2 separate regions of the Mus musculus genome follow, and region 2 is linked to region 1. Evidence: chromatin loops called from intact Hi-C (ENCODE). Cell type or tissue: left cerebral cortex. All regions are shown on one strand. Links, peaks and the distances in the headings refer to the core of each region. The heading gives the core; the rest is flanking DNA.

Region 1 (16,240 bases), core at 5,292-13,291:
GGTGTCTAGGACTGTGGCTCTCAACCTTCCTAATGCTGTGACCCTTTAATTCAGTTCCTCATGTTGTGGCGTTCCCCAGCAGTGATGTTTTTTTCACTACTACTTCACAACTGTAATTTTGCTATTATGAATCATACTGTAAATAAATACCTGATATGTAACCCCCGTGAAAGAACCGTTCGACCCCAAGATGGATGGCAACCCACAGGTGGGGAACCACTTGTCTAGACGGGGCCCTCATCTGTCCAGGTTGGCTAGAGATGGGTTAAGTCACGGAAGCCTCCTTAGCTTAAAGAGGCTGCAGTAGCAGCATCCTTCAGAGACAAGCGTAGACTGCGGTATCAAGAATGCTTCCACTGCTTATGGAGGGGAGACAGAGACCTTGCTCAACCCTTTAGTAGCTTCTAGAATGGAGACTCTTCAGCACCAACCCGTCAGTTCTCTGCCCTAGGCCGGTGCAGAAGCATACACCCACAGGGCTCAGGTGCAATGGATTTTTAGGGAAACCCACAGAGCCAGTTTTCCTCCCAGCACTCACCATAGACACTTCCTTCTTGAGCTCATCCATATCCCTTTCCTTCTTGGCCTTTTTGCCCTTTTTGTCACCATGCTCCGATACAGCGGCAGGCTCATACTTGTCTCGTCCAACCTACAGACAGGAGGAGGGGGAAGGGAGAGAGGGTGAGCTCTGTGCAGCGCCTGGGAGGGAACACAAGGTTGTGCAGGGTGTGTGTGTGTGTGTAGGGATGGAAGCTACAGGGACACAGTGGTTTGGAACAGTCACTGGGTTAATATTCAGCACAACACAACCTAGCCTAGGGGCTTATACAGGGAGGCACCTAAACAAGGCCATGGACGGTGGATTACAGCCACTAAAGACATCTTGTGTCCACCCTGGGTTATACAGAACAATGGGGAAGTTGTAACAGGCTTCAAACAGCCTTGCTAGGGCAACTCCCATTTGGAATGAACAGTGGCTATAATGTTAAAATCCCTACTTTGCAGTCTTCTGCCTTGCCTACTGAAGGAATGAAACAATGTTTCCATTAGTGATCTTGAGGCCAGTCCGGTGCCTAAGTTTGCACTGTCAATCAGACAGACACTGAAGTCCTGGGCCCTACTAGCCACCAGTTAAAGAAGTTTGAGGGAAGTTACCAACTCCCTAAGGACCAATTTCCCTTTCCACAACACGACAAGGACAGTCAGCATTCCTGAGGATTTAATGATACATCTAAGTGCCAGTCACTCTGATTTGATGATTAAATTCTTTTCGATGCAAAGCCATTATACACAGTTTAAACACCATTAATGTTCACATAAAGATATTGACCACATTTCATTTTTTTTTTCAGAGAGAAACAAAACATCTAAAGGTCCACAAAAATTTTTAAATAATGCTACAAAGACAAAAAAGAAGAAAATGAAAGAAAGGGAGTCTCCACCCCATTCTGTAACCTAAAATAAGATCTCCCCAAATGAAAGGCCCTGGAAATGTTTTGACACAAGCAGGATGCAGGGAGAGCGCGTGCGTTACCGTGTAATTCACAGGATCCACCTACGCCTCTCCAGACTGGAAGGAGTTGATTCTATAGTTTAAATTTAGACTGTTCCACTCCCTCACCCTGTTAGAGTGCTCGGCAGATCTGTATGAAACCAGAACTTGGTACTCCAAAGTCAGGCAGTGGAGAGGGCTCACCCCTGCAGGCCACCTCCCTTGCCTTACAATGAATGCTTGGTAAAACCCCAAAGCGTGTATTTCAGGCCCTTATAGTTAGTACGTAGCAAATAAAATACGCATTCACTTGACTTTGGAAGGCTCCAAAGAGAAAGCCTGCTCAGATTAGTGGGTGTTGGAGAAGTGAGTAGTATCTGTGACGCTATTCAACACCATGTGACTTGACAAATGACTTCTTCCTTGAGAGCAGGGCACTTGAATCTTCACCTTATCTGCAGAGTGGAGTTGGGCAGAGTGGAGGACAGTCAGCATTCCTAACATTCTCTCTCTGCTATGGAGTCAGCACAGCTCCAAGGGCCTCTCGGAGTGGAGCTGTGTGCTGGAGTTAGGATGGAGCGTGTTTCTCTGCTTATCTGACGGTAAAGCCATTCCATAGCTGCCGACTTGGCTCCTTTATGTATGTGACCAGATTAAACTGATTTTTTTTTTCAAGACAGGATTTCTCTGTGTAACAGGCCCAGATTGTCCTGGACTCCCTTTTGTAGACCAGTCTGGCCCCTGCCTCCCGAGTGCTGAGATTAAAGGCGTGCACCACCATGCCCAACTTAAACAGACTTTTAAAATACACCCAATACATTTTTAAGCAAGTCTCATTTCACGGAAATACGCTTCCATGAGGAGCAGTGTTAGAATCCCCCAGCCTCACTGTCTGCGTGCTTCGGTTATTCTTAGACTTCTCACATTTTCCACGGCAAGAGGGAGAAGAGAGATATTGGCACAGCCAGCCCATTCTGGATACCTTCCAACGTTTATCAGCCATCACAAAGGCAGTGTGTTGCCTGTATCTTCACAGCTATTGAGAGTAAAGTTGAGGAATCTACATTTCCTAATAGCCAAACTCCTTTATAAATTCATGCTATTTAAGGCACTTTTAAATGGGGACAGCTGTAAAAGGGACATGGAAAGTATTAACATGTAAGATCACTTCTTCAAAATCTTAATTTTTCCAGTAGGTAATTTTTGTCTAAAAGAACTAGGCAGCTTATCCGATCAGTTCTTGCCCACAAGTAAAACAATAATTTAATGTTAATTCTTCCTGGTGTGGGTCAAGAGATCCTTAGGTTCCTATGGGCACTAAGAACTGTAATTTCAAAGCTGAAAAAGTATGCGTTTGTGGTGTGGGGTAAGACAACATTTTCCTTATTTCTTTTAAAAACAAAGGTCACAGCAGGGAGTGGTGCGGTGTTCCCTCCCCTCCCTCCCGGGCTCCGCTGACCTTCCGGCTCGTTTGGGCACCAGGCATGGAACTTCTCCTTTCTCAATTAGAAAAACGAGATTGCTTCTTCACTCAGCACCACAGAGCAAGAACGACTAACTCCATTGACGCCCTTTGAGTGTCTCTAGCTTATCTGGAAGGGGCATTGAACAGGCTGTGCCATCCTCAAAAGGGCAGTTGGTTGCAGGGGAGTAAGTTAGGTTATTAATCTTTTCCATTCTAATTTAAGAACTAGGAAGTTATAGCAAGGCATTATTTACTCCATGTGACACTTCAAGGCTGGGTGTGTCACTATTTCAACCTATGTGTCCTCCAGTTTCCACCTTCCCAGAGATTCCTAAAGCTACTGTGCCTTTGGACATGAGGAAGATGGAAGGAGAAAACCCTGGACGGGGAGAACAAAGGACAAAATAGATATGTAACAAGACTTTATGTTGGCCCTCACAATAAAGGAACAAGAAATCCCCGTGACCTTTTAGAGTGGAAAATCTTCCTTCCTCTTCTTCAGTTAATTCATCACTTACAGGAGGAAATGTGCTTGGGGAAGGTAGAAGACAGCTGCAAATTTACCAATAATTACAATAACATGAGGATCATACACCCACATAGTTCACACACACAACTCACATACTCTCACACCTTTCTCACACATATACACTCTCATACACACACTCACAAACACACTGTCACATCCACACACACAGTCTCTCACACTTTTACACAAATACACTCATACATAGTCACACACCCTTTCACAGTCACACACACACACACACACACACACACACACACACACACACTCTGCAGTGAGATTTAAATAAGGACCTTCCTCCCCAGTAGACTGCAACTTGATGCCTACACAGCCACCAGCACCGCCTCTGCTTTGTGCACTAGCATCTAGGGGTGCCTTCTAAGGCTTCCACTCACCAGCAACACCTCTGGTTCTACAGCCAGAGAACTCAGGAGGCCCTTACAGACTTCTGAAATCCCCTCTGATTTGCCCAAAGGGTACTTGGAAGTCTAAGATGCCCACTCCCATTAGCGAGGTCAGTGGATGGTGCTTTCAATTCTGGCCCATGTCATTACCCTAGCACCGCCACTTGCCAGCTACATGACCTTGAACAGTCAGCCTTAGACACCAGCTTTGTCACAACTATTAACTTACCTAACACAGTCTGATAGTTTGGTTAGTACAATCTGAAAACAGAACACCTAACAAAACAAAACAACCCCCACATTGTTTCCAGAACTGAGAACAAAAGCTTTTGACTAGCAAGAGAGGCTACCAATATGGCAAAGTAACTGCTCCAAATGTTGCTGATTCACAGCTGGCCAAGAGGGCTGTGGAGACGGCACCTTCAAACTCAATTTGGCAAACTCCAATTTGGCAGGGAAGTCAGACACAGCCTGATTCAGCTACAGAAGGCTCTGCCTAGTTTTGGCCAACTGTTAGTAAAGAGTGGGGGAGTATTCCCCAATTTTCCTGGTTCTCATATCAAAACCTCAAACTCAGCTCTGTCTGAAAAGGTCACACACAGCACTATACAAAGGTCACTGTGATAACCCAGTCACTACACACATTACTGCCATTCCTTGATTCCTATAGAGGTAACTTTCAGAAACATGTTAAAGAAAGTATCACTCTGGCCTACTTTGCTACATTTCCAACTGATGCTCGGCCTAAATGGCTTCCTGTAGGTTCATCTTTCTAGCTGGGGACCTAAGGGATGTACCAAGCCTGTGCTAGGTGGGAATTGGCAAATGGAAGACAATGGGTAAACAGTGAGAGGCCTTTAGCTGTTCTCCAGCCCACAGTGATACTTTTGGAATAGCAATTCTCTGCAGAGGAGGTAACCAAGGGGCACCCCAACCACGTACGGTGCCACAGGTCCCTCCTCTCACTCCTGAAGACATGCATGCTGGAAATGTACTCCTACGAAGCCAGAGCACTGGGTCCTTTGTGAACCCAGTTCAGTCCCTAAACTTGGGCTGCATCCATCAGTCACAGGGCCGTGATCAGCCACTGGGTTCCCTCATCCCATGGGAACATCATCTAACCTGCCTCCCTGGTGAATTCTTAAACAACCCTGCTAGTCCACCCTTGTGGCCATGGAATGTACCGTGACCATTTGAAAAAAATAAAAATGGTAAGAGTAATGTGAAGAATTCCTATATTTTAAATTTTCTTCCTCTTAAAATGTATTTTTTTTTCTTCTACTTACTAAAAAGCACCAGCGCCATGGGACATTTGATCTCTCCAAGAGACCTGAATGAATCAAAACGTCTGCTCATGCCTTAACATCCTCCACCTGCCCTCCCCTATAACCCCCCTTTTTCCCTCATTATTCTGGTTTGAGAGAGAAAAGCTTAAAAACTGGAACAGCACTACAGAGGGGCTGCCAGTTTCCAGGAAGTCCTGATCACTCTTTGATAGGTGGTTTGGAGCCTAGGAAGCAAACGGACTGCTGAGTTGAAGAGGGCAAAGGTGCTGAAAGCCTACAGAAACACAGCTTGGTGCCATGGAAGTGAGACAGAGAGCATGCAAACAGACAGGTTGTGCACCCCAACTGCCCCAAGGCTCTGAATAACACCAGGACAACAGACTGGAAAGATAAACACCAGGGCCCAAGGATGACAAACCATTACAGTGATTACTAGACTAGTTCCCCAAATAACGAAGGCTCCAAAGATAAAGCCTGGCCACCATCAATCAGCCTTTCAAATCACCAGCAGAGACTATGAGATTGCTGTTACTAAGTGGGGTTTGAGTAAAACCTGCTAAGAGACAGTGCCCAGATGCATTTCACTGTAAAATCACAAAGCAACTAAAGAATGAGGTCTATTGGATTAAAAAAAAAAAATCCCTTTGGCTCAGGACCCAAATGAAACCAAATCAGGGTGAAAGTGTGTGTGTGTGTGTGTGTGTGTGTGTGTGGTTTCCTCTTTTCTAATTCACAGAATCTGCTATCCCATACACCCAACAAATACATGTTAAGAATGTCTTATGGATTCCCGACACCAGATTTCAGCACGGCTAATGAGGTGAGTCATATGCAGAGAACACTCTCTCTGACTCCAGCCAAAGAACACACTTCCTCTCATACTCTCAATTCAAGGCAAAGTGAGAATGTTCAGACCCGACTCTGCTTGTTAGTCCCCACCCCAAATACACATATAAAGGAAGGAGTGTTTAAAGCCTGTTGCATTATAACATTCCCTTTACTTCACATTAGTACCCCCTAGCCCTAGTCTCAGAGTAATCTAGAATTAGACAGGGCTGGTGAAAGTCTGCCCAGTGCTTTGTTATGCAAACCCAGCCACTCTGATTACTGGGAGCCCATCTGATCTGACACTCGGATTTCTTCTTCAGGTCTGTTGGCTGGCAGCCCCCCTCCGCACCCCCCCCCCCCCCAGGCACCAGTGTTCTTAGCTGAGAAACTGCCGGTTTTCCCTATGACACTTTTAAGAAGTTAAAAATGACCACTGATCACGGTGAAAGTCTTCACTTGAAACGTGAATGTTGACGGAAAGTCTAAGATGCTGCTGATTGGATTTGCTTGTTGGACAGTGATACAGTGCTCAGTCATGCCAATGAATACTTCCTTTTGAGGAGCAGTTAACAGGACTTCTCAATATTTCCCTATCGTTAATATTTCTCAGGGGAAGGAAAACTGTTACACAGCTTTGAAAGGGCCTGGAGAGCAGCGCTTACGCAGATCTGTGTCCCCCAGCCCTGATGACTTAGGAAGCCCCGGCACACTGGTATGGCACTCACTCCACACAGCACACAGATGACTCTACTTGCTCTCAGGGCGAGGACTGTACATCTGGCCAGACCAGAAACCAGAGCTCCCAGGCTGTGCTTTTTCAAGAAACCTGCTTGTCTTCAAATGAAGCAATACTTTAACTTAGCTTTTCATACAGAGTCCTTCAGGGCTGTTTAGTTAATGGTTCCCTCTCATTATTGAGGTACTCCTAAAAGAACAGTCTGTGGAGAAGAGAAGTCACTTCTCCGTGCACTTGTTGCTAAGTAATCCTCAGGCGTTGGTTTTGAAGAGTTCAGGGATGGATCAGTGCGAGTGCCAAGTCTCTTCTCTAACACTGGGCCTGCTCTTTATTCTTAAATGTGATTCTAAGTTTTAGTCCTCAACTGGATAAACACCCTACTAGACCTTTATAAAGCTTTTTTGGGGGGTGGGGTGGGGTGGGGGGTGTTTTCTATCATCTTGGGTTTAAAAAGAGCAGCCTCCCGGTTTCTTATTCTTCCACCCCAAGGTGAGTCACCATTGTTACAAACTTGCCAGCAGAGAACGCTACAAATTAACAAACAGCCAGCGGCCAGCCTTATAATAGGGGGTGGGGGTGTGTGAGTGCTGATAACCTTCCAGGCAGGGAACTGTTTCAATCTTACAAGGTGGAAACAACCTCACAGCCTATTTTCTGTTTTCCTGGACTTCCAGGACCAGCCCCAGTGTCAGCGCCCCTTACTTGTTCCTGTCCAGGCTGGGCCACTTTCCATTGGGAAGACTCTGCCTCACAGGGTTTTGAGTCTAAAGTACTAGCTTTATAGCAGCCAGTGGGTATTTAGTCACACTTTCGAGTTTAGCTCCAAAAGGGCAGCTGATAATGTTACCCTACAACCAAGATTCCTGCTGACATGTGTACCTTGTGTCACCTCTTTCCCTGCCTGGTCTTTAAATCACTACCCATAAGATAGGATTTCTTTTCTCAGCATCTAAGTTAATAGTAAACCAAACCCAGGACTGAAATGAAAGGCTAGAGAGACGCTCCCTTCTCCCACCTTTTATAAACGTTTAACAAACAAGCCAAGGCTCCTACATTTCTAACAATTATGATGTGCACCTTGGGTGAGCTAAACAGTTGTGGGTGGTAGGCCTTATGAGGCTATAAGCCGAGTCACTGGCAGAAAACACTGAATAAGAAAAAAGGAACAAAATCCTATTTTATCCAGGAATGATTCAGCAAGCTGGACTTTCATTTTTCTTACCAAATGTTCAAGACCCCAGTTTTGATAGCTAGGAAGAATCATTTGGAGATATCACCCACATCTAGACCCTAGATGACACTTGAGAAAAGGGGTGGGGGGTGGGGGAAAGATCACAATGACCTTAAAAATTAGCTGCCTTTAAGCTTCTTGGTTAACCAATTATCAAGAGGGTTTTAGTCATCGCTCCACCCACATTTTAATCCTCATGTGGAAAAATCCCAACATTTCAGTATGAAATATTCCTCTGACCAGTTTGCCATTGTAAGCCACAGAGAAAGACATGCACTCATACATGAATGCACACAGGCAACCTAATATCCAATGTATAGAATAGAGTACTCCAAATACTAAGTTCACTAGACACCTGTTAGGGTACATTAAACACTTCGGTTGAACTTAACTAAATTCTCAGTTGAACTGTTATTGTAGCACTTGAGTGCCTCTGTCCTAGGCCTAAAGGCATAACTCTGACTTAAACGTCCTCCTGGATTATTTATTATTATAAACACCCCAATTTCTTCTGGAGGATAACTTCAGAGTTCTGCACACAAAATGATGCTTCAGAGGCAGATGTTATGTGTAAGCTGAGAGCAACAGGTTGTTCAGCACCTGTTGCCACTAAACAACCGTTTGACCTTGAACAAGTCACTTCACCTTCCTAGGCTTTGAACTTCCTAAAAGCCGCTCAAGGTCTCCAAATGACAAAGATACTTTTCGAAGGGATAGGAGATAAAAGATGGGGCTTTAAGGAATAAATGGTTTATAGGAACGGCTTGGATGGCATGTAGGATGGTGTGACACATAGATCCGGTTTCCATCGTGGAAAGTGGAGGCCAGGAGGGAATCAGTTCTTTGCTAGGATGCTGCATACGCCGACCAGCCCACACTGGGCACTATCGGGGTCTCTATTCTCTCTTCCTGGCCCACGTCTTATAATCATCTCTTTCAAGTCTCCAAAGAATGTGCTTCCCTCTGGCTCCATCCAGTATATACCCGGGTGCCTTAGGACCTGCAGTGTCTACAGCTTGTCTGCTTGGTCAGCCCTGAAAAGGGTGGAATGGACTCTCCCACCTGTATTCTCATGACTGGTGCTTTTTCAAGCTAGGAACTGATATTTTCAGGGTTATTTTTTTAAGTTTTTAATCTGCTACTTTGAGGTCAAGAACTAACTCTTCCGAGGTGGACAGCAGTAACCGAGGTGGGAACTCAGTGTTGTTCGTGCCCGATTCCCTCATTCTCTTCGGGAACCGCTCTCGGGTGAGACAGCAGTGCAGGAAACCCGCATGGCTTTTCTAACACCATCAACTGCCCAGTCTCCAGTCCTTTGTTAGATTGACAGTACCCTGCGGCCCTGAAGGGTCAGCCTGGCCCCATTTAAGAATTGTGCTCCGACATAAAACAACACACCCCTCCCCGTCGTTAAGACGATAACACCAGTTACCAAAGGCACATCCTGTTATGGACAGTGGCCCATTTTAAAGCTCTCAAAAGTATACCTTAAAGGCTATCTTTGGGCTGTGAAGTCACACCCTTTCTGGCACCAGCTTCGCTGGGCTGGTTCGGCCTAAGGGGAAGCCAGTTTTTTTCCTTTGGGGGAGGGCGGTCGCCTCTGCGGGGAGCTGGCCGAGCCCCAGCGCCTCCAGGAGAAGGGAGTCTCGACCCGGAGGCTGCCCTCGCCGGCGCCGGGCCGCGGCGAGGACCGCCACCGCGAGGGGGCCCTGTCGGAGCTCCCCGGGGGAAGGGGAGGAGCGCTCCTTCCCCTGGGCACGGTGGGAGGAGGGAGAAAGGAAGCGCAAGGCGCGCGGTGAAGGCGACCAGAGGGCTCAGGCAGGGCAGGCGCCCGGCTCAGAGATGCCGCCCCGGGTGCTCCTCCTCCCGGGCCGCTGCCCGCGCTCAGCACCCGCCCCTCCATTGCCGAGAGCCCGGTCTCTAAGCCGCTTCCTCCCGCGCCCCCGCCCGGGGCCCGGGCTCGCCAGACACTCACCCCCTTCCCCATGGTGGCGGCGCTGCGGGCCCCGCGCCGGGTCCTGTTGCTGGAGACTAGAAAGAGAAGAGAGCAGCTCCCGGCCGGGAGAGCGGAGCCGGGGGAGCCGAGAGGCGGGAACTAGGGCTGCCGCGGGAGGAAAGAGGGAGGACGGCCGGCGCCCCGGACCGAGGCCGCCGCTGCTGCCGCCGCTGCTGCCGCCGCTGCCACGTGTCCGCCTCCTCCCGCCGAGGCTCCGCGCCCCAGACCCAGCCGCAGCTCGAGCCCGTGCCTCCTCCTCACTTCCTAAAATATGCAACCTGCGTGATGGCTCCGCCCACGCGTGCACGTCACCGTTACCGGAGCAACCTGACACCGGCTCCAGCTAGCTCCGCCTCCGCCTCTAACCCCTCCCAGCCGGGCCCAGACCGCGCTAGCGACTGCCTGCCCTGGGCTCCCGGCAGGAGGGCGCCGGTGCCCAGGACGCGGGTGTCTGGGTCTCTCAAGGGCTACGGAGCGCTCCCGCCTGCAGAACACTGGGGACTTGAGTGAGCAGCCTGCGGAGTAGGGTGCGGAAGGTCCACAGTGGGTGCGGCGCAGTCGGGGCTAGTCTACTTGCTCAGCGTAGCTTTTCTGGGGTCTCGAGGGGCCGGGGTTGGACAGCAGCTGCACGACTCCGAGGGATTCCTCTCTGCAGAATCCAGGCCGGCATCCTTCGGCGGCGGCGGATGGTGCTTTCCCTTTGATTCCTTCGTCCTGGGGTCCTCTCACTCCACCACTAGAGAAATGCTTCAGGACATATACACACGCGCGCGTGCGCGCATCACTTACATTTCCCTTCCCTTATGACCCCCAAATGACTATATAAAAAAAAAAAGTCAGTAAGAAATTCATTCACAGCACTGTATGAATGAAATCTTGCAAAAGAGGAGGGGGGATTAAACTGTTTGTTGGAGAGTTTCTCCTTTTTATGGCAGAGAAACCTAAAACCCAAAAGAACACCCATCTTTAGTAAAAGAGGTGGCTCAAGCATTTTGAAGAACAGCATCCACAGCATCCGTGGTTACCTTGAGGGTCTCATCAGACTCACTTCCAGCCAGTCGCATCCCACTCTTGGCCTGGCAGAGTTGCAGGGCGGGGCTTCTAGTTTCAGTGGCTAAGCAGGCGCTGTGATGGCTGAAACTTAACATCAGAAACAACAAAGTATTTGTTGTTGTTCTTACCAATCTCAGGAAAGCAAGCAGTCTGGGAAAGCTTAGGATTCAGAAGAGAAACTCGATTTCCATCTCTGAAAATACCTAGAAGTAAGGAAAACACTAACTTCTTAGATATAGACCTATCAACTTCAAGTGTCAATGCTTTGTAGGATGTAGAGCTTGCAAAAAATAGGTGGGGGTGGGCAGAGGGTAAGGGAAGGAGAAACACCCAAACATCTAGGCACTGTGTTATCAGTTCCTCCATAGAGCAATTCTCAGTACTTCTTAGAAACAACGGTTGCTTATACAACTGTTGCTTATAGCAGAAGGCAGCCTTTATCTCTTCCAGTGATCTACAGAACTTGATTAAATCAGTTTGGGGCTTAGAGAGAAGAGGAAACTATAAGCAAAATTTAAAATCACGATTCTGGGGAAAGACCCTTCAAATCCAGAGTACCAGTACCAGCCCTGTTAGTTCAACTGGAGGTCACAGAGTGTTAGCTAGACTTAAGAAAGTGCATTCCTGTGCATGGCAGATCACTGCCACTGTGCAGCAGGCTTTGCTTGCTGAAGACCTTACTTTAAGATGAATTGCCTATAGGCTCTGATCTAAATGGGAAAACACAACAACTAAAATACAGAAAGCACATGCTTGGGCTGTGGTCCTCCTTACTCATCCACTCACTCATCAAGATAAGTCTGATAGGTCAAGACGCTGCTTTATCTCCACAGCTGCTTCCTTGCAGCTTGGGGTGCTGACAGCCTCTCAGGAGACCCTGGGTTTCTAGTTGTGTTCAAGGATGGAGAAAGGGCAAAATAAGTATGGACGTCTAATTAAACCCTGTATTTTGCTCTTGACTTCATACAATAGTTTTTAACCTGTCCTGGAGTTCTTACATGGCTCCAAATGGAGCAGCAAAACTGTCCCCCATTTTGTGTGTGTGTGTTGTGTGGGTTGCTTTGAATTTGGAAACTTAAACTATCTTTGAACTTCATACTTTGGTGTCTGAACATAGAACCAACTCCCCATGGAAAAAGAGATGGAAAGACTCTGCCTTGTTGAAGTGGAGAGTTGTGGATATGGGTAGAGAACCAAGTAAAGGTGATGGTGGTGCATGCCTTTAATCCCAGCACTCAGAAGGTAGAAGCAGGCAGATCTCTGAGTTCGAGGCCAGCCTGGTCTATAGAGCAAGTTCCAGGACAGCCAGGGATACATAGTGAAATCCTGTCTTAAAAACCATCAACAAAAACAAAAGAAAAACAAAACAAAACAAACGAAACACCAGAACCAAGTAAAATCAAGGCACGGTTAAGATAGAAGTGTGGAGGTCTTAGGTATACGAGGTACACCTTCCGAGGAAGGTGACTGAAGGTCTCTTCTTGAAAGGGATTTCCCCCGCTATTCTCAGAAGAGATTTCTGAATGAAATCTTAGAAGTCAAAGATACACATGCTCCTCTTTTGATGATGATGAAACCGAGATTCAGGGAGTAATGAACACTACACCTCCCTCCTTAATCTAGCAACGCTTTCAAACTGCTAGCTTGGAGCATAGTTAAATGGATGGGCTCAGACTAGGCATTTGCAGAGCTCAGGGCTGCCAGGTGTGGCTGTCTCCAGGAGGAGGCTCTGATCCCAGCTAAGAAGGATTGACCCAATCACTGTGAACAGAGTCAGCAGATGTCTGAAAAATATGATGCAAGGCAGGGTTCTGAGCCAAGAACATTAGCACTTAGAGTGAGCACTTGCAGAGTTGAATAAACACAACGTTGCAATTAAGGACTTTAGGAGATGGCTTGGAGCCCACAGCTAATTAGCATTTTCTATAGGAAGCAAATATTTGGGCCATCAATGAGCTAAGAATTTGGGATGATGAGATTTTCCTTGGCCCTGCTTGCCCTAGAGTTAGCATGTAAACATGCATTAAGTATCCTTTATATTTTACCCATGCCCAGGCTCCCCAAGAAAGCCCCTCTCCTTCCTTGAAACCAACTGTGTTAATCACCTGTAAAGTTCTTCCTAGCTCATTTCTACCCCTCCAAGGAAAATCCATTTATTTTTCTCCTGTTTGACAGCAGATAAATTGTTGCCTGCTTGATTTTTCATTTTAAAAATCACACTTTTTTTTTTTTTTTTTTAGGTGCAGGGCATGCCACAACATACACAACGACAACTTGCAGAAGTTGGTTCTCTTTCCAAGGTTTGAACTTAGGTTGTCAAGTTTGGCAGCAAGCCCCTGTACCCACTGAGCTATTTTACCACCCCACTACTGGCTACTTTAAAAGTGCAGTCCATGCACATAGCTAGCTAGCCATTCCATTTAGAGAGAAATAACTCCAGTTCCTGTAAGCTCTCCTCCCAAATTCCATTTCCTACTAAGCTCCTAATTCCTTTTGAAAGCTCCTTGGTGTATCTTTTGAAAGTTCTTTGTTATATCTTCAAGTACCAATGGCTATAGAAGACTTCAAGTTGTACATCTGGGAATGTTGAAGGTTCAGCATAAAATTGGTGACTGTCATAGATTATTGCCAACCACAACAGAGTCTAAGTTTTAGGTCCTTTACTAGCCATCCTTTTAATGAAACTGTCACTTAAATAATTTACTCTCATTAAGAGCAGCATTTAAAAATAAAGTGGTAATAAAGGTATTTTAACTGTTTCTTCTGTGCTCTACTCTGGTTCCTGAATTTACAAATCAGAATTCTGTTTTCTAGTGTAGTGAGAATTTTGGTTTCTTTAAAAACACAGAAACATTAGAAGAATATTTTCCATTTTAATCCCAGGTGTGAGGTATGGGGCTGCTTCAGACTGTCTACAACAGCTGACTATGATTTGCCTTGTGCAGGGATGTGATTTTGCCACTGGCATATAGTTTCTGTGATTGTGCGTTGCTTGGAATTGTGGGTACTTTTCAGAGGGTATATAAATGCTAGGGCTCCAGAGGTGATGGGTTGTTGGTTGGTTATTGGTCCAGGTTTATTAAGTCTTGTGCAAAGAAGAAGAAGGAGAAGAAGAAAGAAGAAGATACTAGGTATCTTGATAGCAGTAAAGATCAAACTCTACCCTCCCCAACCACAAGGAACTAGATGCCCCTAATCAGCAGGGAGTAGTCTAATGATAATGTCTCCTCCTTTTCTTTGTATCCTTTTCTCTCTTCTACCTAGTGTTAGGGCACTGGAAGGATGAAAAAAGGGTGGGGAAGGGTGGAAAAGAAAAAGAACCCATAAAGTAGCAAAAAGACAGCTACATTCTAGCACTCACCACCCAAGACTTGTACTCTCTTCATCTCCACCCCAAACACTGAGAAACAGTATAGCATCCTTGCAGTGAAAAACTCATTGTTTACATAGATCAACACAGCAAAGAAAAATCAAATGACAAACAGGAAGGGGTCTGGGACTTGGAAATATTCCGTTTCTAGAGTTTCTTCTTCGGCCATCCAGATGTGCAGCTTCAGGCAGGCTGAGCGTGAGCAAGTCCTGAGTCTAGAATGGGCAGCATGGATGGCTGACTTCAGGAGGGTAAACCTTGAGGAAGCAAGTGCCATATCTGGCCCAGATGGGTTCACTATTCTTGGCCTGAAAATTTTCTATACAAAATCAATCAAAAGTGTTGTACGGACGTTGGTCCTACTGAGGTTGGTCCTACTGAGAGCAACACTCTTCTAGAGATGCCAAGATACCAGAGCTGGGTGTCAGAGAACATACACATTTTCTTCTTAGGAAAGAGCTACCTTAAGAGGAGGGGATACAAGGCGATCTTGGTGTAGGTTGATTCATTTATAAAAGTCTGGAAGCTTTTGTAATGGTCATAGAAGCAACAGAAAAGTAGGTCAGGTATGAAAATAGTAACCAGCTCAATTCCTAACAGCTTATGTTTAGCCAAGAGACTGCCATTTTAGTGATGGATGCCCGCCCCCATGTGTGAACTCTTACAAGGAAGTCCCTAGGATGTGCTCTGTCTTTTACTTCCTCTCTCACAAAGAGCCTTCCGCAACCCATAACTCTGGTGCTCCTGTATTAGTTAATGGCGACAAGAACCATTTTACACAAAACAACAGCTCCTCAACACAAAAAGCGAAACAACCAAATGTCCCCAGAATAACTATTACAGGATCTCCAGGCTTATTTCAGAGCCTAACACAATGCCTGGTGTTAATGTGTAAAGACCAAAAGGAATTCTCTCCATCCTGGAAGAACTGAGCATGAAGCATGAAAAAAAGATGCTGGAGGAGACAGTTAGAAACATGGTGAGAGGAGCTAGATCTCACGACATCAGAGCACGGAGGAAGAAGCAGCCAGCTCTGCCAGGGGACAGGAAACATCCCTGACTGGACCTTCAGAGACAGATTCAGGAAGATCAAGGAAACTCAAATCAAACACAGCACGTGGGTAAAATCTTCAGAATATAAGCCTGTTCTGTGGATGATGGGCTATCACAATTCATAATGGTTGGAGCCTGGGTGAGGAAGGGGAGGAGTCAGTGGTGACTTGGGGAGGTAGTATCAAACAACTTGGAGAGGATTTAGAAGTCCTCCAGGGCTTGAACTTCATTCCGGAGGTCACAGTGAGATGTGGCAGGGTTTTGAGAAGGGGTGTGGTGTTGCAAAGATTTCTTTGGCAGAAAAGAAACAGTGCTAAGTTTCCACAGCCAGTCTGCTTATCAACGGCCCTCTAGCCCTGTCAAATTCAGAATCTGAAGACATCTGTCCCTCCCTATAGCTTCCCGATGGCCTACTCATTTTATTTAAAAAGCACATACAAGATTTCTTAATTTCCAGCATGATCCTCATTCTCCACCACTTCCTCCCAACTGCGTCTTCCAAATTGTTGAGGATGGGAGAGAAACGGACTGGGGTTGAAGCTTACGCTTCACAATCAGTTAACATACAACCCCCTAACCCAAAGATGGCTCAATTTTCTGGGAAGACAGGGCATTGTCTTTCTTCTGGTTTCCTGATCCGTGTTGTTAAATGAAACTCCCGGGTAGACCAGAGGCTTCTGTTGTTGTTGGCATTGTCAGAAACCAGTGCTTAATGCAATTGCAGTGACTAAAGAAAATTTAAGCCACCTGGCAACCAATCTCACAATAAAGATTGGCATTATAGGGGATAGAAAAAGGAA
Region 2 (16,240 bases), core at 3,848-11,847, 140 kb after region 1:
GCTGAGGAATGAGATTTTGAAGGGCATGTCTCTGCCTCCACCCTTTGCCATCTTCACTCTCTGCTTCATGGCTGCGGTGGGGTGGGCAGCCTCCTCCACTCTTCTGCCTCACCGCAGAAGAAGCATGGTCCCGTAGCATGGAGCCAGTTGACTAAACTACAGCTCCCTGTGAGCCAAGGCAAATTCTTTCTTAAGTTACCTTCTTCAGGCATTTGGTCACAGTGACAAATGGCAAATATAGCCTTACTCTCTGGGGGAAAAATCAGCTTTTTTCCACTAATTCTGAACCTTACAGTCTTGTCTACATAATTGCTCTAAGTTCCTGTCTGGCTGTGGCTGCTTTGCAATATTGATGGCTCAGGTGCTGCTTCAGTCAACCACAGGTTGGCCTGGGTTATGCACAGGTCCTTTGGGGGAATGTCCCTTCGTAGAACCTGTGGGCTTCTTCTAGTGCTCTGGCACAGATGCACACACTTGCCTTCTCCCCACTTTCTCAAGGAGGAAGCTAGAAGTACCGATTGCATTAGGGGCTTGTCCCGACCAGTCGTGGCTTCTGCTACCCTTACAGTCTGGGTAGAAAGGACTTGCAAGCCACCCTGGAGTATAGGTGGTCTCTTCCTCAGCCTGGCCTTTTGTCCCCTAGACAGTTCAGCCTATGTATGGTTCACGGTGAGTGCAGAATCCCTCCATTGGAGGTGACTGCTTCTAACTTCCTTACTGCTCTAGTCCATCCTTCTGGAATTTAAAGAGCATCTGGTGCCTTTCAGCTGTGATGCCTGGTGCTGAGGGTGTGGCTGGATGATAATTGAGAGGCCCTCAGTTCACTCTCCAACGCTGAACAGTAAAGTTATGCATTGTTAGATAATAAGAATTTTTTTGGTATCTTTGTACAAACTACATACCCTAGTTCCTGCAAACATTCCTCAGATGACTTACTTTTGGGCTATTCTGGCACCCTGACTATTCTCCTTAGAATTTGGTCCCATTTGCCTTTTAAGTTATAGCCCAGAGGAGGAAGCAGTTCTCTGGATGTGGGCTAACAAATTCCCAGCCAAGTGTGGGGAGGTTGCTCTCATCCAGATTTCCAGTTAACGTCATTCATTTCGCATCCTTTATTCTAGGAGCAGCCCTTGGTCATGTAACCGGCCAGCACATTACCGTCAGCAACCTTTCTGCTTCTGAGTATGCATCCTGTGAAAATTAAGTCACCCAAAGACAACTCAGGATAAACATGTAAACACACATGCGTGCGCAGGTTTCTGCTTCAAGTTCTTGTTCTGACTTCCCTCAAAGATGAGCTATGACCTGGAAATGGAAACCAAATAAAAGATTTCCTCTTCTAAGTTGTTTTTGTTCACAGTATTTGTTAAAGCAACAGAATGGAAATGAGAGTGATTCAAAGTCAGCCTGGTCAGTGTAACAAGACACTGTCTCAGAAGAAGGAAAGAAAGAAAGAAGGAAAGAAGGGAAGAAGGAAAGAAGGAAAGAAAAGAAAGAAAGAAAGAAAGAAAGAAAGAAAGAAAGAAAGAAAGAAAGAAAGAAAGAAAGACAGGAAGGAAGGAAGGAAGGAAGGAAGGAAGGAAGGAAGGAAGGAAGGAAGGAAGGAAGGAAGGAAGGAAGAAGGAGAAAGAGGGAGATAGAGGGAGAGAAAGAGGGGGGGAGAGAGAGACTAAGGAAGGAAGGGAGGAAGGGAAGGAGGGAGGGAGGGAGGGAGGAAGGAAGGAAATGAGAACCTGAAGACTTAGTCAAGATTGCATGCTGACAGCTGACTGAGCCGGGGTGTGAGTCCAGGGTTCTAATGAGATGCCGTCTAGCGTCTCTCCTCCTGTGCCTATAATGGACTATCAGCTCTAAACCTCAGTGGCCACTTTCCTTTGTGTTCCAACCCTCCCCATACCTTTGCATGAACAGTTAAACTCTACGTTCTTTGTGTCTGAAACCTGCATGCCATTGTATTATTTCCACCATTTCTCTGTTGTACAGGACAAGAGGACGGTGCTCATCAGTCTCCTTGCAAGGCGGCCTTGTTTGGCCACTGTGTGATGGTTTGTTTATGTTCGGCCCAGGGAGTGACACTATTAGAAGGTGTGGCCCTGTTGGAGTAGGTGTGCCATTGTGGGTGTGGGTTTTAAGACCCTATCCTAACTGCCTTGCAGCAAGCATGCTGCTAGCATACTTCAGATGAAGATGTAGAACTCTCAGCTCCTCCTGAACCATGTCTGCCTTGATGCTGCCATGCTCCTGCCTTGATGATAATGGACTGAACCTCTGCACCTATAAGCCAGCCCCAATTAAATCTCCTAATAAGAGTTGCCTTGGTCATGGTGTCTGTTCATAGCAGTAAAACCCTAACTAAGACACACTGCCTACAGCCCAGGCTATGACTGATTGAACAGGGAAAGGACCAATCCGCAGACTCGGGATGTGTGAGCCTGGAAGTGCTCTGCTCAGAGCTCCCTCCCATCCTGTGGTTCAGGGGATGCTGCAGACTGACAGCCTCCACCTGTGGCCTTTATCTCCAGCGTGAGCTTTGCATTTCCCATGTGCTCTGTCAGTGCACATCTGGATGAATGCAGCCTGACCACTCCTGCCCCACTTGTGGCTCCGCTTAGCCGACAGCCTTGTTGGAAGCTCTCTACTGGCCCTGCTGAGAATGGAACTGCTCAATACACTCTTCTTTCTGCTCTGCTCTGCTGAGGATACACAGTACCGAGAAGCCAGAGGTTGGACACTTGCTCTATCTGCCTCAGTGAGATCATTTTATTCTGTCTTGGTAAAGGCGGGCCACGGTTCACCAGAGAAAAAGAAGGGAACGGTTCTTCTGTAAGGTAAGAGTGTCGGGGAGAGACATCAACCCTCAGTAGTGCTTGCATAAATAACTCAATCCCATTTCTCCAGTCTTTCACAGGTCTAAGGTGGGTTTTTTGTTGTTGTTTTGTTTTGTTTTGTTTTGTTTTGTTTGTTTTTTGTTTTTATTTCATGACAGGGTCTCACTGTGTAGCTCTGACTGTGTAGCTCTACATAGACTAGGCTGGCCTCGAACTCATAGAGACCTGCCTGCCTCTGCTTCCCTGGTGCTAGGATTAAAGGCATGCACCAACAAGCCTAGCTTTCTTCCCCAGTTTTGATATGAGACCTGGAGAGGCTGTTACCGTTTTCAAGGGCTGTTCTCCAGCTTTCTTTTCGGGTTGCTTGGCCAGTGATATCAAGTGATGGCCCTTTAAACTCATTCTTCCTTATCTGGTTTTAAATTAGGTTGGATATTTCTTAGAAGGTGCAAAATTGACCAACTTATCGATGAAAAAGTCTCACAATCGTTCAACATTAGGAAAAACTCAAATTGAAGCCATAATGAGATACCACCTCACTCCATTGGCATTGATCACTAAATAAAAGAGAAAAAAAAACCCCATGAGATGCCAACAAGGATTCAATAAATGAAATAGTCAGGCCGGAACTCTGCCTGCTTTCCAGGAGGCCTGCCAGCCTCAGGGACACTAGCTAAGACTCCACTCCTCCAAGTCCTTGCTTGCCAACTCCCCAGAAAGCCCACCCAACAGCGCAGCTAAACTGTACCATACCCTGCTCTCAATTTCCCACCCCACAACTCTGCCTGCTTTTCCAGAGGCCCCTGCACCAGGGATCCTAGGCCACACTGGTAATAGAGACCCTAGAGGAAAGTTTAGCACCCCAAACCCTAGAGGCCACAAAAACTCCACTGGAGACATACTACTGGACCTTAAGACTCACTGGTCACTAGAACCTAGAGCCACTCAGGTTAGAAGAATGGGAGGAAACAGAAGCCAAAGTGGGGGGAAAATCCAAAAATCATCCATCCAACAAAGACAAACTCAGAAATCATCATCTGCATTCACGGTGAGTCCCCTCAGACAGGGTCAGAGACGCATCTTCTGGGTGACTCTAACTCATCCACTTCACTTAGCAGTGAAGATTGACCATCATTATCCCTGATCATCTCTGGGGCTGGTGGCCCTTGGGCTGTGCAGTGTCTAGCTCCATGTGGTCCTCTCCAGGGCAGTCCTCAGGAAAGCTTCCTTCTCTCCCAGTCGGAAAACAACCCCAAAGACAGCCAATGTGAGCCAATGTGATAAGAGATGCTCTGCTTTCCCTGGCAAATCCCTTTGAAAATGCCTCTCCGTGCAGTGTTTTTGGCACAAGCATCCAGAAAAGGGTTATAATAATCATCAGCCTGAAGCCTTAAATACAGTCTTAGGTTCTGCAAATACCATAATGACAGACTTGAGTTCTCAGTATGAGGCATGATTGTGGGCACCGACGCTTAGCAATGTCCTGGGCATGGAAGCAAGTGTGAGTCTTATTTATGTCTGGGATCCAGAAAGAAAATGAGGATATTAAAGGCCAAATGATACAGTGCTCTCACAGAGCAGAAAAGCATCTCCATGAGGCATTTCTGGGAGGAGAATACATCCATGTGGGTCCCTCAGTGCACAAGGCTGCAGGGCCTGTGTGTCAATGTGACAGCAAGATGCATCTGAGTTAGTTGCCTAAAGTGGAGTCAGAGATGAGGCTAGAGCAAATGGGTGGAGCCTCCTTGGGTCCATGATGGACTATAGTTAAAAAACGTTTGTGGCTGTTGATGAAATATAGTGGGACAATGTCTAAGAAGGAAAGAAACCCCAACACCTGCTTTGAACCCACTAGTACCTTTATTTTGGAAGGCAAATGTCCTTGCAGAATTCAAGTTTAAAAAATTATAGTTTCCTTTTGGGGGGTGAGGGGGATGCAGTTGGAGAGATGGCTCAGTGGTGAGAGCCCTTGCTGCTCTTCCAGAGGACCTGAGTTTGGTTCCCAGCAGCCATGTCAGCCTGCTCACAACTTCACCTCCAGGAGCTCCAGCGCCCACTTCTGCCTCTGAGGGACCTGCACTCATATGCAAACACTCGTACACACAAATATTTATTTGTTTTTTTTACATCTTTACAGTTTTTTACATTTTAAATATTTTTCTTTAAAACTAAAAAATAATTATTTTATATATGTATATGAATGTTTTGCCTGCATGTTTGTCTGTTGTTCAAGTGATGTCTGCTGCCCATGGAGGCCAGAAGAGGACACTCGATCTCCAGATCAGGAGTTACAGATGGTTGGGAACAGACATGTTGTGCTGGCTGGAATGGAGCCTGGGTCCTCTGAAAAACAACCAGTAATTTCAACCACTGAGCCACCTCTCTACCCCCTTAAGTGTTTACATGTGCATATATATATATGCATATATATAATGTATTTTAATCATATTTTCTCCCATTACCCATTCTTCTCTCTTACTCCAGTCTTTTCTCTTTCCTCCCCCTCCTCCCTGTCCTCCTCCTCTTTCCTCCCCCTTCCCTTCCTTCACCTCCATTTTCTCCTTCTTTTCCCTCTTTTCTTCTTTTGTGACAGAATGATTTTTATAACAGTTTTTTTTTTTTAAACAGGAGCACAGACAAACTCTTCCTCCTTTTATTTGGCATAAGCCTAGCTAAGAGATATCGGCTGTGTGTTTATAAATCACTCCTAGTTTGTAAAGCAGGTTTTTCTACATTGCATCCCTTAGACCTGGATACAACAGCATTTTTCTAGGGGCCTTAGGTCAAAAGTGGATTCCTTGTGAGTTGTCTCATCTTTTAGGGATTTTCCAGGATAGCCCATGAGTCTGTCTGTCTGTCTGTCAGTGTTCACACGGGACTAGCATGCAGTAGGTTCCTAGCATGTGATTACCCTGTTAGAATACCCAGTACCCAGAGCAGGAGATTGCTGCAGCCTTCCTGAGAGGCCAGGTGAGAGAGGCCAGCCTGAGAATCCCTGCCCTCAGCAGATCCTTCAGGACTGGCTACACTGTAGCTATTTCAACAAGGTGACTGTGTGACATGATGATTTAAAATGCATTATTAGCAGCAGAGGGAAGGTGAGAGGGTCCTGGTTCTAGCAACTGACACCAAAGTGCTGCTCACCTTGGTCTGCTCAGTCACCTGTAACAAAACCATTGCCCTTCAGGATCTGTGGGGTGTTGGTTTCAGGGCCCTCCTTGGGTATCGTGGTTACCAAGTCCCTTAGCGCAAACAGCGAAGGGTTGTAGTGCTGCTGGCTCAGTGGTTAAAACTGTCTGTGTTGTTCTTGCAGAGGACCCAAGTTCTGTTTCCTGCTTCTACACCAGGCAGCTCACAACCACCTATAACTCCAGGGGAATCTAATACCTCTATTCTCATGGGCACCTGCACACATATGCTCTCTCATAAGCACACACACATACACACACACACACACACACACACACACACACACACACACACACACAAAATAAAATAAATCTATTTTTTAAAACCTCAGTATTAGGCTAGAGAGATGGCTCAGGGGTGGTGAGGACTGATTGATTCTTCCAGAGGACCCAGGTTCCCAGCACCCAGCCAGCAGCTAACAACTGTATATATTTACTGTATGTATGTATATACATGTATATCCAGTTCCAGAGCATCCAAAGGCCTCTTCTCACCTTCTAGGCACTGCGCATGTGTGATGAAAATACATTCATGAAACAAAATGCGCTTACACATAAAAATAAAAGTAAATAAATGTAAAACAGTCAGCATGATATATATATATATATCCCACACATGCCTGTATAATTTAAACATTTTCTAGATTATTTCTAATACCTAAAATAATGCAAATGCTGTGCAAATAGTTGTTTCATGCTACATTTAGGGAACTTTGATAAAAGAAATGTTTACACACACACACACACACACACACACACACACACACATATATATGTTCAATATATATGAAAAACTTCCCCCAAATATTCTTGATTTGGAGTTGGTTAAATTTACCAACTAGAGGGCTGACAAGGTGGCTCAGTGTTTAAGAGCACTGACTGCTCTTCTAGAGGTCCTAAGTTTAATTTCCAGCAACCATATGGTGGCTCACAACCATTTGTAATGGGATCTGATGCCCTCTTCTGGTATGTGTCAAGACATAGCATATATATACACACAAACATACATACATAACACACACGCATATATATATATATATATATATATATATATATATATATATCATACATACAGTAAATATATACTTACTAACTAGAACCTGTAGATGCATAAAGCTAGCTAGACCACACACTGAGTGGCTTCAACACCAGGCATTTATTCTCACATTTCTCAAGCCTGGGAAATGTAAGATCAAGGTGCAGGCAAATCCATTTCCTGGCTGGGCTCTTTTCCTGGCGATCTCCATATCCTTACAGACAGAAAGGGAGGAAGCCAACTTTCTGTCCACTATTAGAAGACCCTCCGACCAGTATGATAGAGCCATACCATGCTGGCCACATGTAACTTTACTCACCCCCTGCAAGACCTCTCCAAATGTGTCATATGGGTCAAGGTCAACAAGTTCTGTTTCCTACTTCTACACCAGGTGGCTTACAACCACCTATAACTTCAGCCACATGGGGATCTGACACATCTATTCTCATAGACACCTGCATGAATATGCTCTCTCATATGTGTACACACACATATATACACACAATTAAAAAATAAAATAAATCTATTTTTTTATTTAGCAATAAGTTTGAGGTCACAAAGAAGGAGACTACTATTCCAACTAAAGTCTGGACATGGCAAACTTACTGTCTTGACCAAGAGGGTTTGCTGGGAAAGACAGAACACACACACACAGAGGAACTGCATTTGTCTTTTATTTTAAGTCAGGTGGTGGCTGTGTCGTTTCACCATTGGTTAGGGTATCATCCCACAGTCTTGATTTAATTGGCTTGTCAGAAGACTGATGCACAGAAGTGAGGAGAGGAGAAAGGAGTCACTGATTTCGTGGTGGCATTATCTGGTTGGTTTGACAACACCCAAGTGGTGTGCTCATCGCAGTGTCTTCTCTCGTCTACAGGTCATGCCATGAAGTAGGGAGACCCTGAGGGAGAAGCAAGATGAACCAGGCTGACACATGTCTTTGTGGAAGTCAGAGTCCACTGGGGACAAAGAGCCCACCCTGGAGAGAATGCAACTGATTCACAAAGCTGTGTGCTTGGCTTCCTCATGCACATCACAGGTTATCCATTTAGGATCTGGGTGGGTGGCTCAGGATGCAGTGATGGAGAAATGTTTGTCACATGTAAAGGCCTGGATCACCTGGTGGGCAAATAGAGAGCAAAAAGCACAGGGTTTGGTCAACATTGCCAACAGGCCAAGGATAACCACAGACAAGCCTCTAATCCCCTTTGTTCCTTGATCTAACCGAGAGAGTGCCAAGGTCTCCACCCTTGCTCTCCTTCCTGCCCCACCCACCTACTGTGCCGCAGCCTTTTTCTAACAGCAGTGGGTAGCAACGCCCTTCAAAAACTCAGGGGACATTCTTCCTTTGTCAGAGTGTCACGCTCATACCAGCTTAGGTTGTCCCCATTTAAGACTTTATTCTTCTAGTTGTGAGTCACTGCTGCCATCCTGTCTGTCTTATTCCTGCTGGGAAAGAAGAGTAGGGGAGCGGTGGAACACCGAGGCTGAGAGGAATGCCAGAGGCTGAGGTGGTTCCTTGTGGAGCTAGGGAACATGGGGCAAGGCAGTTACAAGACAGCTCTACTGCCATGGGCAGAGGAAGGAATCACTCCTATAGAGTGGAAGGGACCAGATTGCTGATCCTCGTATTCTGGCGAGGTTACCCATCTCTGTGAGCCTCAGCTTCCTCACTGGTATAAAAAGTCCCCGGTTCTTTGAAAGAATAAGAGAAATGACTCCATTGCAAGCTAGGCAGTGCCTGGCACATTGGGGTAACCCCCACCCCACACCTCTTCCTTCTCTCCTTCCACCTTTGTATATGTTACTTTTCTTGATACTAAGACCAATCATCACCCAAAAAAAGCACTGTAAGGGGAGAAGGGCTTATTGGGGTTCACAGTTTGAAGGGTCACAGCCCATCATGGTGAGGAAGGCATGCAGAAGAAGGCAGTTGCTCACACAGCATCTGCAGGCAAGACACAGAGAGAGGTGGGGTGCTGCTACTCAGTTCCCTTTCCCTTTTTAGGGACCCCACCCCCACAGGATGGTGCCATCCTCTCTGTTACCTCTTTCTGGGAGCATGTTCATAGACTTGGAGATGTGTTTCCATGGTGATTCTAAATCCTGTCAAGTTGACAATGAAGATTAACCATCCTGCTTCTCCTAAAAGGAGAATGAGTGTCTCTAAACAAGCAAGTATCCTCAAACAGGCTGGGCAAAGTGCCACCATGCCACCACCATGTCACCACCATGCACACAAACACCATGCACCCAGAGGGGAACAGGGACAAGTGGGAGAGAACTTGGGCGACCCCTGTATGAAGGGTGGGGAAGGGGAGGGAACATACTCATCTATTCCACTCAACACTGTGCTTACAATGATTTATTCCACATCTCAGACTCAAGACAAGAATTTAAATCCCACTTAAAGGCAACTTTTCTCATGATTCAGCTCCATAATCATCATCAATATTTATCGGCTCAGGCCTGCTTCCAGACATCATAGATCTCCGTCAGTCTGGAAAGCCGAAGGATTAGAGGGGCCACTGAGAGAGAGGGGGGGGGAGGGAGGGAGGGAGGGAGAGGGAGAGAGAGAGAGAGAGAGAGAGAGAGAGAGAGAGAGAGAGAGAGAGAGAGAGAGAGAGAGAGAGACTCCAGGCTCCCAAGGGACAGCTACAGCAAAGGGAGCAGCAAGCCCTGTGCACTAGGTCTAGCAAGGGCCCGGCGACATTCAGAACATGAGGACATTTAGATTCAATGAAGGGAGATGATGTTTTGTTCTCAGTGAGAATGAGATACGCAAGAGGGAGTTGAGTGTGACCATAAAATGAATGCAGGAAAAGTTTCAGGCAAGTTCATGGTTGCCTGAGCTCTGGGAGAGGCACTATGACCCTCTGAGATTGCCTCGAGGAGGGTCACCTGACATGTTGCAGAAATCAAAAGAAGGAGAACCCTGTATCCTCAGGCCTTGGGTTCTGGCCCCATGACTGGCTAGTCATGTGACAATGGTTTGCCCTTGGTTCCTGCTCACGTTTGTGATTTTCCAGTGCTGTTAATCTGAGCTGGAGGAGGCATTCCCAGAGAAAAGGGCTTTTCAGCAGGAAAATGGGCTCTCAGGCAGCTGGGCTTTACTTGCCCCAAACCCCAAATATCTATACCTCCTCCAGCAGCAAATGCACAGGGAACATTTTCAATGAAGAGTTAATTGTGGTTTCCACCCTGAACAGCTTTGTGCATTTGTAATGGGACTTGGAAAAAGAAGCAGTAACAGTGTTAGAAATTCAATGGCTGAGCCCTGTGTGTGTGTGTGTGTGTGTGTGTGTGTGTGTGTGTATAGATTTTTTTCTAATGTTTTCGCCATATTGTGGGTTAGCATCACACACACACGAGATTTATTAGAGTGGTTTGCTGGCTAGTCCAACAGTGGCTATCTCCTGACTGAAAGGCAAAGAATATGGTAGTTGTTCAGTCCTGGAGGCTGGATGTCTCAGGAGTCCAAATCTGGCTCTGGAGTCGTGGAGAGCTGCTAGTCTTCTATGTTGGAATCCTGAAAAAGGTAGTTCTGAGATACGGGAGAGTGAAGGCAAGCAGGCAACCAAAAGCTTCCTTCCTCTATGTCCTTTTGTGTGAGCTACCACTAGAAGGTTTGGCCCAGATTTACAGTGGGCCCCTCTCCCTCAAGTAAGCCAATAAGCTAATCCAGAAAACAGGAGTCTCCAGCAGCTTGGGTTTTAGTGATTCCAGGTGTGGTCAAGCAGGCAGCCAAGATTAGTCATCAGAGTGCATGTCTTGTGTCCTATAAGGCCTCTGAGGTCTCTCCCAGGATGGCTTTAACCTTTTTGATAGAGTCCTCAGCTCTTCTCTTTTAACAGAACCACATGTTCCAGTGCAACAACCATTTAACTGAGGTACAACCACTGAGGTGAGGAACACAAAAGATGGGCAGCTTGCATTTTCCATGTATCCATGCTTGTGGCACCACTGAATTCTACTGTCCGGGCAGATTACCACCCCTACCAGCCTCTCTCATATCCTGACCCGATCAGTATGCACCCCCTAGTCTGCCCTCTACTACTGTATACTTCCCGTCTCTCGGCTATGGTAGAAAGGAGGTGGTGGGACACTGGCAACCGTCTGACTTCTTCCTTTCTCTCAACAATGTCTCTTGTAGCATGCAATGCTCAGTTAAATTCTACTTCCATTGCTATGAACTATTCCACAGTGTAAATATACCAGTGTTTACTTATTAATGCATATTAGGACTTTTTCCCAGAGTGGGGCTATTTCCTACAGTGAAGAGGTGCCATTGTATGAGTACACAGCCCTCACTCTGTTGGATGTGAGCCTCAGAGCATCACTGACGGTCATGTGGTAGACACATGCTCAATTTTAATAAATACTGCCAAATGCCTGTACCCATGTAGATGCCTGCAGAGTGTGAGATTAAATATTCCAGCTCAGATGCTTCAATAAAACACAGTTTAAGAAGAATTCTTTTAAAACTTCAAGGAGAACAACTGCTTTCAGGAGCCCCAGGCTACTTCAGGAATGACAGTTAATATGTTAACCATTGTTACGTGATCACATATCCTCTAACCGCTGACTTCCATCGTATAGATCATTTTGTTGGCCTAGTCTGGGCTATGGTTAATTTCTTAAACATAAGCAGGCATGCTCCCTTAAAAATAATTATAATTTATGGTTATCATTCATTTTGAAAGACTCCATCTGCTCACACATGGATTAATGACTTTACCACTCAGATTATAGATGATTTTCTTTCTAAGAACTAGTGTCACCATACTCTGACAGTGTGATGCATGTGCCTTGTGTATCTTAGGAAGTGACATCAACTCAATTACACACTCCTTTGTTCATTCTTCAAGGTTGGAGTAGCCAGCAGCCCTGTGTAAGGCACTCGGAAGATTAGGGCGTTAAAAAGAAGACTCACGGAAATGGCATCTACCCTCAGAGAACACGGTTCAGAACTCATGGATGCAAAGTCCCCAGTTGCCTAGGAGAAAGTTTGGAGTCTCACACTTCATTCCAAGTATCCTTATTAGGCAGTGGGGTACCAAGGTAGGTGACATTTCAGCAAAAGGAGCTGTCTTAAAAAAAAAAAAAAAAAAAAAACCTAAGGACAGAAGGTCACACAAGGGCAGATTGTTCTTCTAAAACTCCTTGAGGTTTCCTTTCACATAAACCTTATAGGCACCTGCTACCATTGCCTAGAGGTCAAAGGAAGTGATGGGACGCTGGGGGATGGTGCACTCAGTAAAGTGCACATGGCCATTTAAAATCACATTCCTACGCATACTTGAATGAATGGTCATACCCAGGCTGTAGCAGACAGGCATTGTTGGTTACTATAGTGGAGTTTTCATCCTTCCTTTCCTTCTAGATTCTTTTATTATATTTTAATTGTTAAAAAATTTTTAATTATGTGTCTCTCTGTGTAAATTTATGTACATGAAAGTAGGTGCCCACAGAGGCAATAGGTGTCAGGCCCCCTAGAGTTGGAGTTGCAGGTGGTTGTAAGCCAGTGATGTGGCGTTAGGAATTGAACTCTGGTCCTCTGCAGTATAACCCCTGAGCCCTCTCTCCAGCCCCTGCTTCACTAAGTTTGTGCATGCCAGCTTCTGTGACATTCTGACAGGGGAAATGCCCGGCCTTGGATATTCTGCCTCAAAGATCACCTGGGCTTCTGTTCTTAGGAGTAAGGCACAGCATCATGACTCCATGGGAATGAAGCAAGATAGTCTAAATGACAAGTGTCATGGTTTTTTTTTTTAAATTTAGTTTTTAATTAGGTATTTTCTTCATTTACATTTCAAATGCTATCCCAAAAGTCCCCCAGACCCCCTCCTCTCCCTCCCCACTCCCACTTCTTGGCCCTGGCGTTTCCCCATACTGAGGCATATAAAGTTTGCAAGACCAAGGGGCCTCTCTTCCCAATGATGGCCAACTAGGCCATCTTCTGATACATATGCAGCTAGAGACACAAGCTCCAGGGGGTACTGGTTAGTTCATATTGTTGTTCCACCTATAGGGTTGCAGACCCCTTTAGCTCCTTGGGTACTTTCTCTAGCTCCTCTATTGGGGGCCCTGTGTTCCATCCAATAGCTGACTGTGAGCATCCACTTCTGTGTTTGCCAGGCCCCGGCAGAGTGTCATGGTTCTAGTCCCATGAAGAGACACTATGGCCAAGGCAACTCATAAAAGAAGTTAATTTTTCTTTCTGTTTTTATTGTAAATTCTAAATTTACTTTATAATAATAGAAGAATAAATACAAAGAAAATAAATATAAAAGAAAATATGAAATAAAAGCAAATAATAAAAGAAAAATGCTTATTATAAAAGAAATTTAATTGGGGGCTTGCTTATAGTTTCAGAAGTTAGTCCATTATCCTCATGGTAGGGAGCATGGTGGCACTCAGGCAGACATGGTGTTAGAGCAGTAGCTGAGAGTTTTATATCCTGAGATGTAGAGTGGAGAGGGAGAGGAGGAGGGGGGAGAGGGAGGGGGAGGGGGGAGTAGGAGCGGGAGAGACTAACTAGGCCTGGCATGGGCTTTTGAAACCTAAAGCCCATCCCCAGTAACTCACTTCATCCAACATGGCCACACCTCCTAATCCTTCTAATCCTTTAAAAGAATTCCACTCACTGGTGACTAAGCATTAAAATAAATGAGCCTGTGGGGACATTCTTATACAAACCACCACAACAAGCAGAGGGTAGAGGGAAGCTCCTGGTGACTATGGACCAGGCTTGCCTGAACATCATGTCCATGGGCTGAAGACATGACTTAGTGACTCTGGGCATCTCTGAGATGAAGATCTCCAGTGCATCTCTCTCCTGAGTGGTGCACCTGTCTGGGTTGTTGTCCTCCCACAGCAGGTATACAGAATCTTTCCTGTCTGCATTGTTGTCCCTGACAGCTGATGTACAGAAACTTTCCTATGTGGGTTGTTTTCCTCCACAGCTGTTGCACAGAATCTTTCTGCAATATTTTGTCATTGTCCTTCTAGAAACATTCTGGCTTCTTTTTTATACCGAATTTCCTGTTCCTGATATTTTTTCCCCGTTTCTTGGGAAAGATGGTGTGGGAAATGCATTTTGGAGACTTTTTAAAAATATTTTTATTACATATTTTCCTCAATTACATTTCCAATGCTATCCCAAAAGTCCCCCATACCCTCCCCCCCACTTCCCTACCCACCCATTCCCATTTTTTTGGCCCTGGCGTTCCCCTGTACTGGGGCATATACAGTTTGCATGTCCAATGGGCCTCTCTTTCCAGTGATGGCCAACTAGGCCATCTTTTGATACATATGCAGCTAGAGTCAAGAGCTCTGGGGTACTGGTTAGTTCATAATGTCGTTCCACCTATAGGGTTGTAGATCCCTTTAGCTCCTTGGGTACTTTCTCTAGCTCCTCCATTGGGAGTCCTATGATCCATCCAATAGCTGACTGGGAGCATCCACTTCTGTGTTTGCTAGGCCCCAGCATAGTCTCACAAGAGACAGTTACATCTGGGTCCTTTCGATAAAATCTTGCTAGTGTATGCAATGGTGTCAGCGTTTGGAAGCTGATTATGGGGTGGATCCCTGGATATGGCAGTCTCTAGATGGTCCATCCTTTCATCTCAGCTCCAAACTTTGTCTCTGTAACTCCTTCCATGGGTGTTTTGTTCCCAATTCTAAGGAGGGGCATAGTGTTCACACTTCAGTCTTCATTCTTCTTGAGTTTCATGTGTTTAGCAAATTGTATCTTATATCTTGGGTATCCTAGGTTTTGGGCTAATATCCACTTATCAGTGAATACATATTGTGTGAGTTCCTTTGTGAATGTGTTACCTCACTCAGGATGATGCCCTCCAGGTCCATCCATTTGGCTAGGAATTTCATAAATTCATTCTTTTTAATAGCTGAGTAGTACTCCATTGTGTAAATGTACCACATTTTCTGTATCCATTCCTCTGTTGAGGGGCATCTGGGTTCTTTCCAGCTTCTGGCTATTATAAATAAGGCTGCTATGAACATAGTGGAGCATGTGTCCTTCTTACCGGTTGGGACATCTTCTGGATATATGCCCAGGAGAGGTATTGCTGGATCCTCCGGTAGTACTATGTCCAATTTTCTGAGGAACCGCCAGACTGATTTCCAGAGTGGTTGTACAAGCCTGCAATCCCACCAACAATGGAGGAGTGTTCCTCTTTCTCCACACATTTTGGAGATTTTGAATGCTAAAAATATCTCAGTTCCACGAGAGTTTGGCTAGGTATAGAATTCTATAATGGGGAGCATCTCCTTCCAGAAGTTTGAACCCAAAGCCCCTGTTTTCTCTTTTGCTTCAGCTATTTTGCTGATGCTATTGGGAAGATCAATACCATCCTTACTTGTAGTCTTTTGTAGGTGACTCTTTAATATCTGTGTTTTTGAAGACTATCTTCTTCACTGTGCCTTTTGAAAATTTTCAGTGACAAGTCTTAATGTGAATCTATTTTCACTTGTTACATTGCATATTTGATGTGTTCTTTAGAGTCAAAATGTTTGTCTTTCATTGCTGGGAAATATTTTGGAAGCATTTCATTAATGAGTATTTTCTACAAACTTGAATTATTTAGACATCTTATGTCTTAGACTACTGTTCTATTTTACTCTATCTTTAATTTTCTATTTGATTTTAAATTAAATTTCACGTATTTAATAATTAATTAATTTATTGAGAGCACCCTTATGTGTGAAGCACTTGCTATAGCATGAGTGTGGAGATCAGAGGTCAGTTTTCAGGAATCAGTTCTCCTCTTCTACCAAGTAGGTCCCAGGGATCAACCTCACATTGTCGGATTTGGCAGGAAGAACTGATTTCCACTGAGCCATCTACCAGCCCTCTCTCAGACTTTTTTGCTCTGCTTTCTGAGAGACTTTTTCCTGGGTTCTTTCATTTTTGTTGTTTTGCATTTAATTTCCAACAGTTCCTTTTGTATTCTGCCTGTTACTTCTTCATTTCATCCTGGTTTGTTTTTTTTTTTTTTTCTCTTGGATTGAGCATATTGTTACCTTATAGAAACTTAATATACATTTTATAGTAAAGTTTGTGTGTGTGATTAATTCTCTTGCACTGAGATTTCTGTTCCCCTCCACAATGCTTTTGTTTTGTTTTCCTTGTGTTTTCCACTCACATTATCAGTTCTTGAAAAGTC

Evidence for each region. A loop is a pair of places that touch in the nucleus more often than their neighbours do. Peaks named below come from ENCODE experiments on the same cell type or tissue, not always from the same donor. Only the 100,000 strongest peaks of a DNase experiment are listed, where the experiment ranks them.
Region 2: it touches region 1 in a loop (4-fold over the local background); 3 of 42 quality-filtered maps call a loop at or near these places.

What each region holds. Positions count from the first base shown.
Region 1 is chr3:101,594,460-101,610,699 of GRCm38, forward strand. Atp1a1 (ATPase, Na+/K+ transporting, alpha 1 polypeptide) reads right to left here and starts at 10,248. Exons shown (of 23, transcript NM_144900.2): 1 at 9,944-10,248; 2 at 539-649. The coding sequence starts at 9,955. In left cerebral cortex, for the core only: CTCF peaks have their summits at 9,662 and 10,422; DNase peaks (open chromatin) are centred at 6,037, 7,398, 7,895, 8,110 and 7 more places; H3K4me3 peaks cover 5,676 bases; H3K27ac peaks cover 4,678 bases.
Region 2 is chr3:101,740,072-101,756,311 of GRCm38, forward strand. No RefSeq gene overlaps it. Among named protein-coding and RNA genes, the nearest start is that of Gm33309, 11 kb to the left of the region's middle. In left cerebral cortex, for the core only: no CTCF peak of the experiment used is centred there; DNase peaks (open chromatin) are centred at 4,265, 8,562 and 9,112; H3K27ac peaks cover 1,635 bases.